Regions from separate parts of the Mus musculus genome. Here region 2 is linked to region 1. A link is a loop called in an ENCODE intact Hi-C map of the cell type or tissue named here. Cell type or tissue: gastrocnemius. All regions are shown on one strand.

The links. Hi-C counts contacts between places; a loop is a spot of excess contacts. Peaks named below come from ENCODE experiments on the same cell type or tissue, not always from the same donor. Only the 100,000 strongest peaks of a DNase experiment are listed, where the experiment ranks them.
Region 2: a loop joins it to region 1, with 1.9 times the contacts of the local background. A loop is called at or near these places in 2 of 42 quality-filtered maps.

Annotation. Positions count from the first base shown.
Region 1 is chr3:136,844,963-136,852,962 of GRCm38, forward strand. All of the region lies in intron 2 of Ppp3ca (protein phosphatase 3, catalytic subunit, alpha isoform), which reads left to right. Among named protein-coding and RNA genes, the nearest start is that of 1700006H20Rik, 110 kb to the right of the region's middle. In gastrocnemius, no CTCF peak of the experiment used is centred here; DNase peaks (open chromatin) are centred at 4,268 and 4,936; H3K27ac peaks cover 585 bases.
Region 2 is chr3:136,798,366-136,806,365 of GRCm38, forward strand. The region is part of intron 2 of Ppp3ca (protein phosphatase 3, catalytic subunit, alpha isoform); the gene reads left to right. Among named protein-coding and RNA genes, the nearest start is that of Ppp3ca, 130 kb to the left of the region's middle. In gastrocnemius, no CTCF peak of the experiment used is centred here; a DNase peak (open chromatin) is centred at 4,384; H3K4me3 peaks cover 357 bases; H3K27ac peaks cover 1,579 bases.

The DNA.
Region 1 (8,000 bases):
ATCCAGAGTTTGCACATCAGTCATGACTAGAGAATGTCACTCTGGCCATCATGGACTGAGGCATTTCCGTCATCAGCTGTTGACAGTGTACTTAGACTCTTGAATCTCCAACTGCCTCTTTATGGCAAAATATATTAGTCAGGATGATATGATGATGTCTTCTCTCTCCCTTGCCCCTCCTCTCTTCTCTCTTCCCTCCCTCCCTCCCTCCCTCCCTTCCTTCGTTTTTTCTCTTTCTTTCTTTCTTTCTTTCTTTCTTTCTTTCTTTCTTTCTTTCTTTCTTTCTTTCTTTCTTTCTTTCTTTCTTTCTTTGATTGTTTAATACAGTTTGGGTTTTGTTTGGTATGAGTCAGGCTCTCGCACTATAGCACAGGCTAGCCTCAAGCATACTATGTAAATTAGGCTGGATTTATGCTAACCCATTCACTGTAGTCCTCCTGCTTAACCTCTCCAGTGCTTGGGTTACCGAGCTTGTATGCCATGACTTATTAGTCTGTGTCTAGTTTGAATGATTATGTTGTGAACGTTCTTAAAGACTTAATTAGTCTTTGGATAATGAGAAAGTGAAGTTAAGCAGGAGATAAGTGTGGCACCCATAATAGAAATTCTGATCATAGGCATTACAGTACGGGTCTCAATGTCCACCAAATGTGTTTCCAGGATGCATGGCTCTCTTCTTTCTCACAGTCTCCACTACAGAGCTGCTGTGCCTTTGGGGCACTGGAGACTCACCATACTGCCTTACATCCCAAGGTCAGCTACAAACAAGCAATTACACTGTATCTCTAGATTTCTGGTGGGAAATTATAGCAAGTACAAATCAGTAGCTATCAAATTCTCTGCTTCTTCACAGCTATCTGTAGATATCCAGGGAACATTAAGTCTGCCAGTCTAGTGTATTTTTCTTCTGTCCTAAGATTATGATCAAGACCTTAAATGTGTTATCTCCTTTCTTTTTATGGCCAGCCAAGTTACAGTCAAACACACTTCTTTTTCTCCTGTGTTATTTCTTCTTTCAGTTGATCTCAAATGCTTGACAGGTATACTCGTTCTTTTCCTTGTCATTACAATGCTTATATCAAATGGCATTGTCTTTCAACACAGTAGAGACTGTAAATCATATTCACTACTTTGTGTTATAGTTACAAATCCAGCATTCATTCATTCATTCATTCATTCATTCATTCCTAACATAATGTTTCTAACATGGTCACTGATAGTTTGCTGGACTTAGGAATGAATAAAGGAGGATCTGACCTCTGGAATTATGTTCTAGTCAAGAGATGTAAGCAAAAGTATTACATATCAATGGATAAAATAGAGAATGAAGAGATATCTCAGTTGTTAAGGTCTTTTCTGAGCAAATATGAGAATCTGAGCTTGAATATGTATTCTCTATATAAAAGCTGGGTGTATCCAGCACTGTGTTGATAGAAACAGAGATTTGGGTGTTCAGTGGCCCAGTAGGATACTCTAGGTTCAAGGAGAGACTGTCACAGACAAAGTGGAGAATGATGGCGGAGACACCCTAAGTCTAAATCTGGTCTAAATCCATACATGTGCACATTGATGAACACTTCTCCACCTCCACTCGGACAAACACTCACACATGCATGCTTCTACTTCATAGAGTGTAACAGATGCTCTGAAATCTAAAAAAGGGTGAGGATGGGGTTGTAAGGAGCAAGTGTGAGATAAAGATCAGAAAAGATGGAACCCCACTAGAATAAAGCAGACACATGGCTGAGGGAAGTGCTAGCCTTTGAACTAAGGAACCCTGTAAACACTGGCCACATAGCAAAGAAAGGAACTAGGTGAGAGGGACATTGAGGGTTGAGAGTGAGCTGCCAGGTATACTCGTTCTTTTCCTTGTCGTTACAATGCTTATATCAAATGGCATTGTCTTTCAATGTAACATTATGGACCATGTCTTTTACTCAGTTCCAAGCGCGGGCCCCTGTAGAATTTTGGAGTAGACCTAAGAAACACTTGTCATGTCATCTCGATATTTTGTTATCTCTGTTTCCATTATGTCTTGGCCTCTCTTTTTGAATCATGAGCAACTAAACCAAACAACTTGGTATTCTTTAACAACAAACTGCTATTAAAAGAAGTCTTTCAGATAGCCATGCTCACACGGTTCAATGTACCTCCTTTGACTTGCTTTATGAGAAGAGAATGCTAGAGACAGATAATAGTATTTATATTTATTTCCAACACGTGCCTAAAAGAAGCATGTGTCTGTAGATTGAGAGGCAGCCAGTCCCATAATTCTGCAGTTGTATACATTGAAACAAAATGTTTTTTTTTGGAACTACGCAGTAAGATCTCTATACAGTAAGGCTGATGTCATTTTCTAGTTGATGATAATGCAGTATTTATGATCTGAGCACAGATGTATTTGACTTTTACCAGAAAAATGAAAAGTAATTTTTTTCCCCTGAAGAAAACTGAAGTTAGGGAATAGGGGATTTTGTTTGTTTCTTTGTTTTTCTACAGCAGAGTTAACGTGCCTTTTCCATAGAAGATAGAGAATGGGGGACAAGAAAGTGCCCCCAGGCCTGACAGGCTGTTGAGTGACACTATGAGCTGAGCAAGTCTCCTAGCAAACCCCTAGCATGATCTTGACAACATGTGCTGAGGGTGCATTGTGTGTCTGCTGGAATGTATGTCTTGAAGAACACTGTGTGTGTGTGTGAGTGTGTGTGTGTGTGTGTGTGTGTGTGTGTGTGTGTGTGTGTGTGTGTGTGTTTAAGGGGAATAACTGAGGCATTTGTCCTAAATTCTGCTCTCAGAACCAACGTGGATGCACATTCATACAAATAATGGAAACAGGAACAGATCTGTAGGCATCTCCTTCAGCAAACAGAAATTGAATGATTACAAATTGCCATTATCCATAGGGGGAAAAAAAAGCACTGTTAAGTAATAGCATATAAAGAGGAAGGATTTGCTATAGTCTTAGTGAAATATGAGTGAACTCTGTAGAATTCATCAGAAAATCAATGCTAAAGACTTCATGTTTGACCCAAAGCTTCGATTGCATATTAATGTCATATTTCTAGAGAATTTTATAACTCCATAAGATAAATTACTTCAAAGGCATTTGGGGGGCAGGGTGGGGATGTGCCTCAGAAGTAGAGGATTTGCCTAGCGTGTATGATACCTAACCTGTACCTGTAACAACACTACAGAACAAAGAAATACACTGGGAAGGAAGCAGATAAGGGGAAGGGAGAGGGGTTTTAGATAACTGTCCATCCCATTTATCTTAGTATACATTCTCAAATAGAAATCGTTTTATAGAAGAAAAGGTTTATATTCAAACAAGTAGAAAACAGACTCAAAGCCTCTCTGCTTCTTGTCTAGTAAGTGTGGGACAAAACAAGCAAACGAGAATACACAAAACAAAGTCTGTTTTCCATAAAGATCGCTCCATCATAACAGGTTATGGAGATTCTGTTTAGGTTTACTGGATGCACATCGGCAGTCCTGTAACCCTTGTATGATGAAAGAACACATTTACTGTGTGTGGACAATGTGTGCATAGTATTAGGTCTCGTAGACAATGCAATAAGAGTGAGCTATCCTTCTAGTTCCCTGCCCATATTTGAGAGTATGAAAAATACTATGCATAGGATTAAGAGCGCTGGTCCCTCTGTAACCCTTCACCAAGATCACCTGGAATATATTAAAGCTGAGGTTTAGTTCCATTTTTCTAAGATGTTTGGCTCAACCAAAACAAATAAGGGGAATTTATTTATAACCATTTTATTTAAATCAGTTTTGATATGTAAAGTTCCTGTCTATAGCATTGTCCTAACATGTCAGTTTTAGGAGGGGTTTTTTTTGGTTATTATTTAAAAGCGATTAACCATGTTAAAGGTATATAGAGTCACGCATGCAGCCCTTTATGTTCTTCAATCACAGAATCTTAAGACTTCACATGTAACTCCTTATACAACCATATATGGACATGTGATATTTATTGTAAGTAAGGATGAGTTGTAGTAAGATAAGATTTCAGACTAAAGTACGGAGTGGAAATCACTTGTTATTATGAGTAGTAACACACACACACACACACACACACACACACACACACACACATCTTCCCCACTTTAGAGAGGACCTCTCAGAACCCATTTGGATTTTATTACTTGTCTCCAGATGAGGTGCTTGGTGGCTGGGAGGCCAAGAGTTGAATCTGCTGAGTTAACAGATGAACTCTACAGTTGCCCCCAGCATTAACTGCTTTTCCACAGGGACTGGCTGGAGTCCAGGCTGGAGAGCTCTCTGAGAGGAAGAGACAGGCAGTACCATGGTGAGGTGTTAGGATTTTGTCATTTAACCAATGAGCAAACAGTCAGTATTTCTGCCCAGAGAAGGACCATGGAAAAGGAGGCCTCTAAGATGAGTAAGATCTCAACTTTACATGTGAGACGACATACAATGGCCCATTCATGAATCAATTGTTTTATATAACATGATCATTGCTGGTATGTTACTGTTTCATGGAGGGTTATCTTCTTCCCTTCTGAAGATTGACAGGTGGGCTATATGGATGTGCCTAATCTCAGACCACTGGAGAGTGGTAATTGCTATCTTTTATCTTTGGCTTGACATATTTAGAGTAGAAGAAGATGTTAGGCAGGGGGAGAAAAATATAATAAACTGATATAGGATGATTGGCTTCTGGAAAGAAAAGTATCAGCCACACTGGACAATTTAAAATGGCCCACTAGCTGGCCACCTATGGCCACCGAGCATGGAGGACCTCAAGTACTCCAATGGAGGGCAGTCCATCCTGCTCTGGGCAAGCTGACTTTTGTTTAGGTGGATGTGGAAAGCAGGATTGTATCAAGGTAGTCCTTAGAGCAGCTGTGAAAGGGGCCTGAACGTCACCAACACACCTGGGAAGGCCTGGGCATGTTTTTGCGTCTTCTCACACCAGCTGGGCGTGGTGCCCAGGAATCACACAATCTTCTCTGCCAGCTCTGTGGATCCTAATTGAATGTGATCTTTTAGCTGTATCTTAAGGAGTGAGCTCAGTCAGGTCTATGGTTCCCTTTCCCATCTTGCCTTTCAGGACTTGGGGGAAAGAACCATAGGTTCAGAAAGAGATTGAACAGTGGTTACACTAGACAATATCAGAAAATCCCCTTTGTAATATGCCTGCCAACTTCTGTTCCATTAGGCAAATATTCATTAAGCTTCTGTTATGTAAATACAGAGGTATCTATTAAGATAGACACTTCCCTTACAATTGAATGGAATTATAATAATGGAACAGTGCCACATTCCAGCAGTTGCTTATTTTCTATTTTAACTCCTGAATCCTGAACAGACTTGAGTTGCCTGTGCTTTTGATATGGGTATCATTGCCTGTTCATGCTCAAGGGTGGATGTAGCTGTTGATGTACTTGTGCCTGAATTGTGAGTGTTGTTGGAACCATCTATATTGAATTTGATCATTATCTTCAGTGCCTTCAATACATGATATGTATATATATTTGGAAAGGCTCAGAATTAAAGCAATGAGGTACCATTGAAGAAAAAAATCACTACTGATAGCCTGTCTCATTTCTGCTTAAGAGCCTGCATATTAAAGATGACTGTAGCCGGGCGGTGGTGGTGCACACCTTCAATCCCAGCATTTGGGAGGCAGAGGCAGGAGAATTTCTGAGTTTGAGGCCAGCCTGGTCTACAGAGTGAGTTCCAGGACAGCCAGGGCTATACAGAGAAATCCTGTCTCAAAAAAAAAAAAAAACAAAAACTATATATATATATATATATATATATATATATATATATAAAAGACTGTAAACGTCCAAGCACAGGATCGACTTTTAAGCATCAAAGCCAGAAGTCCAGCAGTTAAATGAGGTTATGATACTAGAAAGTCAGAGGTTCTTGAGATATCATAGGTGAAGCTATAGACTGAAAATCATCAATAACCCTGATGCAGAAAGCCACTGTGAGGAATCAGACTCAAAAGGGAAGAGGATTTAGACCAGAATAATGTTTTCTGTAGTATATAGAGTAAATATTTTAAATGATAACCAAACATGACTGTGTTTTAAAACTGCTTAATTTAGAACCAACAGTAATGGCACATCATCTAATCCCTGATGTCTTAGGTTCACTGAATAGGATAGATAGCAATGGAAATCGCTAATAAGATGTGATAAGATATATTATGTCTTCTTCCTCTAGCACTTGTAAGGGCCACCATTCTTTCTTTGGTTTCTCAGATAAGGATATTTGTTAACTGACTCAGTCCCTCACTGACTCAGTCCCTCACATCCATTGGTTGTGGAACTACCCTCTGGTCCAGAATTACAATTTTTTGGCTGCAGATGAAGAACACTGTCAACTAATCAAAAAGGGAAAATGAGGAGATGACATGGGGCCTGATAATGTAACAATACCGACACACTGCATTCCACATGGCCTACATTCATCCATTTTGGGGTGAGCTCACTGGAGTACCCCACTGGATAATCAGCTGAACAGTTTACTTGGGGAAAAAATGTGTCCCCCTTGATTGGATCAGTGGGGCTGCCTTTTGATTTGATTCATTCTGCTCTTGATAAAACCATTCAAAGTAACAAAGTGAAGCCATCCTGGAGACTCCTCCATGGTTGGCCTCCCTAACACTTCAGAGCAGTTGTCATGTCATCTGCTTAGGTTTCCAGAACCAACACTCCTTGTATTTCTCACAAAACAGGATTTCTAAGGCCCTGCTTAGTGTCTGTCCTGCTCCCTTCATGCCTGTGTTTGGTTCCTAACTATGTCCCTCTCTGAAGATCAGCATACGCTCTTGCCTCAGAGCATCAACGTATAATTAGGGCACAAGTTGAGTTTTCACTCAGAAGAACCTTCCAGGATCTTTGAAAGGTGATGGTTCTAATGCAGCCTCCCTGCATTGTTTGTTTTTCTTTTCAACTTTTTCATGGTAGCCAGCAAGTGGATGAAGAGGCTAAACTCTTAACTAGGAGAAAAGGCAGCTGATTGAAGTCCGAGTCCTACTGTTTTTTTCTTGAGAAACTTTGACTACAGAGACTAGATGCTCTGATGGTTGAGAGGCCTGTCTGTGTGGAAGGTTGACCTCAACTCAGAGAGAGGCTGCCTATGGACTAATCCTATCTCTGCCCTTTATTTGCTGGGCAGTTCCTTCAGTGTTCTCAGTTCTCTCTCTGTTAGGTTGGGGTAATCTACAGTTTTCATGCCATAGGGTTGTTCATCTAAAATCTGTAGAAGCATTTTAAAGTGTTGACAGCTACTAGTTGTAAGAGGCAATAATATTGCTGCATTTAACAATAGCAATGGATTATTAACTAGGTATCTTCACTGAACCCCCTGGGGCTTTCTTTTAACGTTCACCCGTTTGCCTTTTTATTCTCTTAACAAAACATAAAGAAAAGTGTTCTCATACAGTTTGGAAGACTAGAGTTTGAAATAAAATGCTGACAAAGCTATCTTGCCTACTGATCCTTAGAGCATAGCGCTTCCTTGACCACTTAGAGCTTTTGATGGCCTCAGATCCCCCATAGCTTATGAGACCAGAGCTCTCATCTCTGGCTCTGGCTCCATGCTGTCTTGATGCCTTCCTCTGTATCAGATGTGCGTCTTCTTGCATGTTACATTGAATCAGGGCTCACCCCAGATGATGACCTCATGTTACCCTGATTATAGCTGCAGAGATCCTATTTCCAAATTAGTCACAGTTTGTCTACCAGAGGTTAAGAGGGGAATATAGTTCAACACATACTTTCTAGAGCGTGAGTGAGTACTCAGAATGGAATAGTTGGATGCTCCCAAATATGGAGAGGATTTGAATATGTTGAAAAAGAAGGCAGGAGATCTATGGGCAGGCAATATTTAGACATTTCACTGAAAAGTAGCATTATGAGTTGCTCAAATGAAATAATGTAGCCCAGAACTCTGCTAAGGGATAGCAGGAGTTTAGCCCCCTATTACCGAATGAAATATGGACT
Region 2 (8,000 bases), 47 kb before region 1:
CTGTGCTCAGGTCTAGTAGTCTCTGTTTGATTAAGTCCTCTGAGTTGTTCTGGTCCATATTAAAGTATGAGAGAATACTTGAGCCTCCTTCCTATGGCATTGTGCCTAGGGTTACTTCTTTAATGCTCTTTTTTTTGTCACTTTTCTTAGAAAGTTAAATATTTTATTGTAAGTATGCTCCTCTTGCATCATAAAAATGAAATCTTACTATAAGGCAGCACCTATTACCCAGAGAATTTAATCTACTGTCTATGGAGTTTGCTGAGAGTATAGGCACTTACTTTCAGTGGAGCTAAAAGTGTTTATTTTTATTTTTTAATATTTTAAACTTGGCCTGAGAAAACATTTCAATGGAGAATATTTGAAAGGAAAGGGACATGAAAAGATTTTTATATCCACTTGGGTTTTTCATCTTCTGAGTCTTCATATATTTATGCTATTGTTATTCAGGTCTATTTTTGCATGGGACAATACCACAGGGAAGAGGTTCCCTGAGTGTCAGAATAGACCTTTGCTGATTGCAGAGTACTGAAGGATTCTCCGTCCAAAGAAATTGACCTTATCCACAGTTTATTTTTGGTTAGCAATTTCAATGCTGATGGAGGTTAGAGTTTGGTAGCAGAAGGCATTTGTTCTTTTGAGATTGACTCTGTGTTGGGCCATTGTTACTAAGTCATACCACAAGCCTACCCTGTGCACATCTGAGTCAGCCCTAGTTTCCGTATTATCAGATGGGGTTCTGCATTATCTCCTGCTCATGCTACAAGGATGTGATTGTACTTCCCTTTCTTCCGCACTGAAACCCTAGAAACAAAATGAGATAAAATTAGTAATTTAAGACTACTAAATAATACACAGCAGCAAGAATATCTTATCACTTGATTGTAATTGCCTTATTATATTAATGATAATGCATAAGCATTAGATTATATCTTTCTGATTATGTTTATTTGTTACCTATAAGAATAAATGATACATGATTTTATTAGGTTTATTTTTCTCTACCTTTCACATGATAATGTGCACCTTCCAATGAAGACTTGATGTTAAATTCACTAATGAGCCAAATAGGTATTAATGAAGATGATACGTATAGCTAAAAATAAACATAAGATAATGTTTAGGGGAATATGTTCTCTGGAATGGCTCAGTCACCTCCTCTGGGTGAGTAGTTGCCCTTGGAAGGAAACAGAGGAAGATCGTGGAAGAACTGTGTGTATGAGGTCTCATCTCTGAAGTCTAACCCTGTGTGTAGGCTCAGGACACACCTGGCTCCTCTAAACAGATTCCACACGACACTTAAGCAGTTTTCAGGACAGAGATTTGAAGCTGTTTGGATCTCATGGATCATGAAATGTTTTATGTGTTTGCTGTGGTCACTACTCCATTTTACTCTGAATATAAAGATACAGATACTAGCGGCAAAGACACTGGGCAAAAAGGATTTATTTAACATCAAGGTAAATGGGAGAAAAGCTTTCTGTCTAGGCTGCTATACAAAAATATCTAAATCTAACTCATTTATAAGCAACAAATCTACCAGTATATTGCAAGTTCATGGTGTTAGAAGATTTAATGTTCCTGGTAGGTCCTGATCCCTGGTTCACAGACAATGGCTTCTCCTGTGTTCTTACATGGGAGAAGGAAGGGGGGCCCAAGTCTATAGACACTGACTGCATTTACAAGTGCTGTATAGTGCCATTCATGAAACCTTCCAGAGTCTCTCATACTGGATATTAGATTTCAGCATAGGCATCTGCGGGAGACCTAAGTGTTCAGACCTCAACAGGTACAGGAAGGAACATACTCTAACCTATGACTCTCTGAACATAAACTGAAACATGGATGAATTGGGGGAAAGTAGGGCAGATGGATCAAGGACCTAGAGAAGCTTTTCTTTTTGTTTGGAGTAAAAGTGAAATAACAGTAACTTGGAATCTAGACACCTCCCATATCTGAAGCCTTCTGAGCAACAGGGAACCATTCAAACTTTCAAGAAACCAGAACATGTCAGACTTTTGGATTAGGGATAGTCACCCCATAAAGTCATTTCAAATACTTAGTCCAGGAAACCTCTCCAATCAAGCCTTCAGGATGTAGAGGTCCTGGACCTGATTTAAGACCTTGGTAATGTTTTATGATATCTGGTGACCTTATTCTGAGATTTTACCCTATTTGGACAGCTGAGTCTACTAGATGATATTTATATGTTAACTTAGAGTTTATTTGTTTAGATAATTGAATCAGCAAAGTTATATAATTAGTTTATACTTGAAAATTATCATAATAAAGTATCCTTTATATAATTCTCTTTGCCACCCTTAAAAGACAAACTGTGAAAGAATTCAAAAAAGAAAGGAGAATATAAAAGGGAGTAGGGTGGGTGGGCAAGGATCATATATTGGTAAGACATAAGGAAAAATGAAGGAGACATGATTGTGTTTTGGGCAGATAATGGCCTGAAACCTGACTTTAATGTGTCTGTTTCTCATTTTTCTTATGGTCATATATATGTGATTTTGGTGTGCCTGTTTTTCACGTTTATGGGCACATGTATGTGCATGTGGGCAATTCCACATTAAGGAAAAAGCAAATGGCAAATAATGTATTTGCAAATATTTGTTGCTCCTTAACTTACTTGCAATTCTTTTGTGCTTTTTATTAATAAAAGTATTTTCTGTGTAGGAGTAGAGCCCTGACATCTGCCATAATTTGATTAATTGTGTTGAACCTGGGAACCAGTGTTTTGGTTAGTAACAATTGGATATTCATCCCTTTATAGATTTTTAGGTAGAGGAATTTTAATCAGCAACATGGCTGCTCTGGCAAGGGATCACATCCAAAGATCCTGCTGCAATGCATGCCCTGGATCAAATTTGGCTGGAATATAGACACACCCTTAATACACAGCTCTAATCCCTAAATATGAAGGTAAGGTTAGTTTGTAGAAGGAAGCAACCATATGTGAAAGAAAGTGATATCTAATTGAGGGGCAGACAAAGTGGTGAATCAGAAAAAGATTTCACAGAATGAGTCAGAGATAGACTATGCTCACTAGAGGGGCTACTTAAGAGCAGCAAGAGAGACAAGAGGTATGGTGTATGGTGTTTATGGCAGTTTTACTGAGACAGGTTACATAGAGAACAACCTAGACATCAGTAAAGACCGAATAACCCAAAGAATGAGAAGGAGCCAGAGGATTATAACATATTGCCAAAGTTAATTCTGAAAATTGGCTCTTGTTTTATAATTGCTCCTCTGCAAATGTATATACATGATACTTTAAAAAAAAGCAGCTAGATATTAGTGTGACCACTCAGTTTGGTCAATCAACATGATAGATATTTATACCTCTGATATAGATGATGTGGGGTATGAACTTGCGAGCAAGACCTGGTTGCTGCCCTCCAAGGACACAGATGATAGCAGGAAACATTGTCTGCCCAACGAAAGGCACATCACAGCTCTCACTAATCTAAAGGCCATGCATGGTCTTTCTTACCTTTGGAAGTATAGCTGTCTCAAAGTCCAAACTCCTTTTCATTTTCCAAATAATAGTATAGTGGTTTCCCTGACAGTATCCACTGATTAGATTATTAGAGCTTAAAAAAAAAAAAAAGAAAAGAAAAACAAACCTAACTGGGACCCAACCTGTGCCAGGTATGAACTAGAACTCTTCAGGAAGCTTGGGACTGGGAGCGTGCTTCCTTTTCTTTCCTAAAGGCCTTCCTTGGAATCACACCACAGGTAGATACTTTTAATTTGTTAGGAGCTGAGGCAGACGCCTCTGATAATGGGGGAAATGTAGAAAAGAACTTGAAAACTGACAGGCTACCTAGTGTTTGAATGGGTCCCTCTGTTTTACTATATGAAAAAGATGCAGAATAGCCTTCTGGGTGGGAAATAACAACACAAATTGAAATAGACATCTTTTGAATGGTGGCAAGGATTATTGTTGAAAACCTGGTATGGTAGGTGGGTGAGCAAGCAACTGAAGAGTGGAATGATCTGGGCCAGTCCTGTTGTATCAACTCTGGTCAGGAACCAGGCTTTCAAGGAAACCCTGATTTTGGCAGAGGGAGGCCAATGAGTGTAAGGTATTCTTGCAGATTCCAGCTTGGTACTGCATGTCCTATGGAAAGTCTTACTCTCCAGTTTCCTATTGGCTGAGCAGAGTACTCTGAGCCTGTCGGTGGAGCAGAGGCAGAGCAGGGGCTTCAGCTTCTGCAGAGTGATTTAGAACCCTGATTCTGCTCTCTGGGCTGAGGGCATGGGCGGGCATCATCTGGGCTAACTGCTAATCTCTCCGTCTGTCTGCTTCCTGCAGTGGCGGATTTGTCTCTGGTGCAGGTCAGGATTCCCTCCATGGCTAGGCCTGCCATTTAGCACATCAGGCAGTTGCCAGGAGAACCCTCTGGCTTTGTTCCTGGATGTGAGAGTGGACCTGGGGCCAAGTTTAAGGTCACGGTAGCCCTTCCCTTGAAGCAGCTGACATCAATTAGAATTCCCCTTGCCTGCAACTCTGGGGAGAGCTAAGTGGCATTGGATTCCTAGTGGGACCTAAAAGATCAGTGTTTATTCTTACCCTACTATCATTTGTCACCAGGAAGGAGTGTGGACTTAGTTTACATGGGGACAGAATATTACCTTTCTGCAGTTTCTGAAACTTGCACTTTCAGTGGCCAGATTTTCAGGGCTCTCTCTGCAGTCCTAATCCTATTGGTACCTGGCCCAGGGGCGGCAAATCAGTAGTTCTGACCTGGCAGGTGAGGTAACACACACACACACACACACACACACACACACACACACACACACACACACACACACACACGATGGAGAAGATAATGTCTATTTTTCTCATCTTTTCACTTCTTGATCCTACCCTGTTGACCTTTCATTAACAAATGAGAAACGGGACTGAAAGTACCATGGTGGTTAGCCTTTCCAGATGGGAACACCAATCAGAGTCAACCCCTGGATGTTTTCAGAGGTCTCGAGTCTGGAACAGAGACTTTGAATATCTAATGAGTTTCTGGGTCATAATGATTCTCTTGAAATTCTGCATTGTGAGATCTGGTGTGAATAGAAGGGTCAGAGTCTCATCACTGAAGACCTTGCTCTGCCCGGGCTCTTGTCTGTATGACTAAGGCTTTCCAGGTACACTGTATTGTGGGTGCTCTTCTGTGTCAGAACAGATCTCATGTAAATATTCAACTGATTTGCTCAAAGTAAATTATAATAATAGCAAAATTAAAACATATGGGAACTCCAGGGTATATTTGTTTCTATATTTCTGTGTATGTCAGTCATATCAATAAACAGCAGTTAAATATCGGTAATTTAAGCAGCAGGTATCCTTTTATCATTTTCCCTATTTCTAACTCCCCCTCCAAATTTATTAATATTTGTCTTACTGCAGTAGTTTGGAAGTTTGAAGTGCCATATAAATTAGTTAGAAATTTCTGTTTTAAAAAAAGATATTAGTTTTTTTAAATTTATGTGTGTGTATGTGTGTGTCTAGGTATGTGAGTGCCACCATTATGCAAGTGGCTTTCAAGGCCAGAAAGGATGTCAGATCCCTTGGAGGTAGAATTACAGGGCCACCTGATATGCGTGCTGGGAATCCAACTGTGGTCTTCTGTATGAGCAGCAAGTGCCCATAACATTGAACCATAACCCCAACATCCGAGGTCATTGCTAAAATAAGGAATCTGTAGGTTAAATTTTGTTGTTGTTTTGGTTTTTGTTTGTTTTTCTTAATACTCTCAGCTTCTGAAGGAAGGACCGATTTTTCTTGTTTATAATCTAAAACCCTGGGAGAGAATAAAATGAGGATAATTGGGAAGAGAACGCATACATAAGATAAGTCAAACGTAAAATGAGTTTCTTTTAGTGATCAATTCTTTTTCTACTTATTTTTTTTTCAGTTTTTTTCAGTTAACATACAAGGCATTAGATGTATTTTTGGTGTTTCTGAACAATGTGTGCTCTGAGATTCCCCCTGCCCCCTTTGTGCCCGCCCACAATATCTTGATTCCCTTCTTATTCTCTCCAATGTTTACCTTTTCAGATGTGGCTCTTTTTCCATCCCTCTGCAGTTTGTCATCACCTATTTTTACTCATTTGGTCTCTTTTCAATAGTTTAGACCTTATAGGCACATATACACATATGTATAAATATTTCATATATATGCATATAAATTATATATATACATACACATATACGTGTGCGTGTGTGTCTGTGTTACTTAATAGACTAGGATTCATACATGAGAGAACATTCTGGCTTTGTCTTTCTTACTTCACGCCACATTTACTTAATGATCTCATTTATAAGAATGGATATTAACAACGTCATTTATTTATGCTTACCTTTCTTGTCAGGATCATACATTTTTGTTGTATTGGAGATAGTGTTTTTCTTAATGTGTTGCTTTTGGTTTTGTTTGAGTTTTATGATCTGATATTTGACACTATAATATTAAAAACTTCTCTTTGGGGGCATTGTGAGTTGAGTCAGACAGCAAGGGCTCTTTCAGCCAAGAATTACCACCTGAGTTGGATCCCTGGGGCCCACAGGTGACAGAAGAGAACCAAATCTCAACTGTTATCCCCTGAGCTCCTTCCATATGCTATAGTGCACACACATGCACAGGCATAAATAAATAATATAATACAAATAAGGCAAATCAATTAGAAATTCCTGGGCCTAATCTCACATTAGATGGAGTCACTAGCTGGCCTGCAAGTGTGCCATCGGATCTGAGATGCTACCGAGATGGCTTGTTACACAGTAGGTCTATCTGGGCTTTGGCAGCAGAGGCCTATGTCACTTTTTGCTTCTGAAGGGGAACCAATTGAATTGATACCCAGAGTCACTTGTTTCCCTTTTTAAACAAAGGCACGTTTGACTTTTCCTTTCTACTTTGTCAAGGTGATAGGCAAATTTGTTTTTATCTTCCATAACATAATCATCGGATTCTTTTTTTTTCTCTTTTTTTTTATTACGTATTTTCCTCAATTACATTTTCAATGCTATCCCAAAAGTCCCCCATACCCTCCCCCCCACTTCCCTACCCACCCATTCCCATTTTTTTGGCCCTGGCGTTCCCCTGTATTGGGGCATATAAAGTTTGCGTGTCCAATGGGCCTCTCTTTCCAGTGATGGCCAACTAGGCCATCATTTGATACATATGCAGCTAGAGTCAAGAGCTCCGGGGTACTGGTTAGTTCATAATGTTGTTGCACCTACAGGGTTGCAGATCTCTTTAGCTCCTTGGGTACTTTCTCTAGCTCCTCCATTGGGGACTCTGTGTTGCATCCAATAGTTGACTGTGAGCATCCACTTCTGTGTTTGCTAGGCCCCGGCCTAGTTTTACAAGAGACAGCTATATCAGGGTCCTTTCAGCCAACCGGATTCTTTACTTTAGAGCAAAGTTAAAAAAAAAAACGAATTGGGCTGTATCCACCATTATGGTATCCCACACAGCATCTCCTCAGACCAAGGGACTCATTTTCCAGACAAAAAAATGCTGTCAGAAGCTCATGTTGATAGTTTGACCACGTACTCTCCAATCCTAGTCCTGAAACTGCTGGCTTGTTAGAAGGTGGAATGGATAAAATCACAGGCAGTGCTCTAATTGGTTGGCAGTATCGGGGAGGCAGCTGTGCTCATAGGTTGTATGATATGTGGAATCACCTGGCGGGTCCAGGTAAGTATGTTTTCACATAGTTTTTAAAAGGTAAAGTTTGAGTGCATATTTAACTAGTCTGTAGGTAAGTGTGTGGTTATCAGATAACACAGACTTGAAACAAAGGCTTCGTTTGTTTGAAATTTTCTTCAGCATGTTTTAAACACTAATGGTGAGTGCCTTCAAATGAAAGCCTTAGCTTAGTATTAACTTATTAAATATATATCAAAACTAGGTGAAAGTTAGCGAATTATCTGCATTATTGATATAAAATATCCATTCAAGTTGAGACTCAATTAGGGAGAC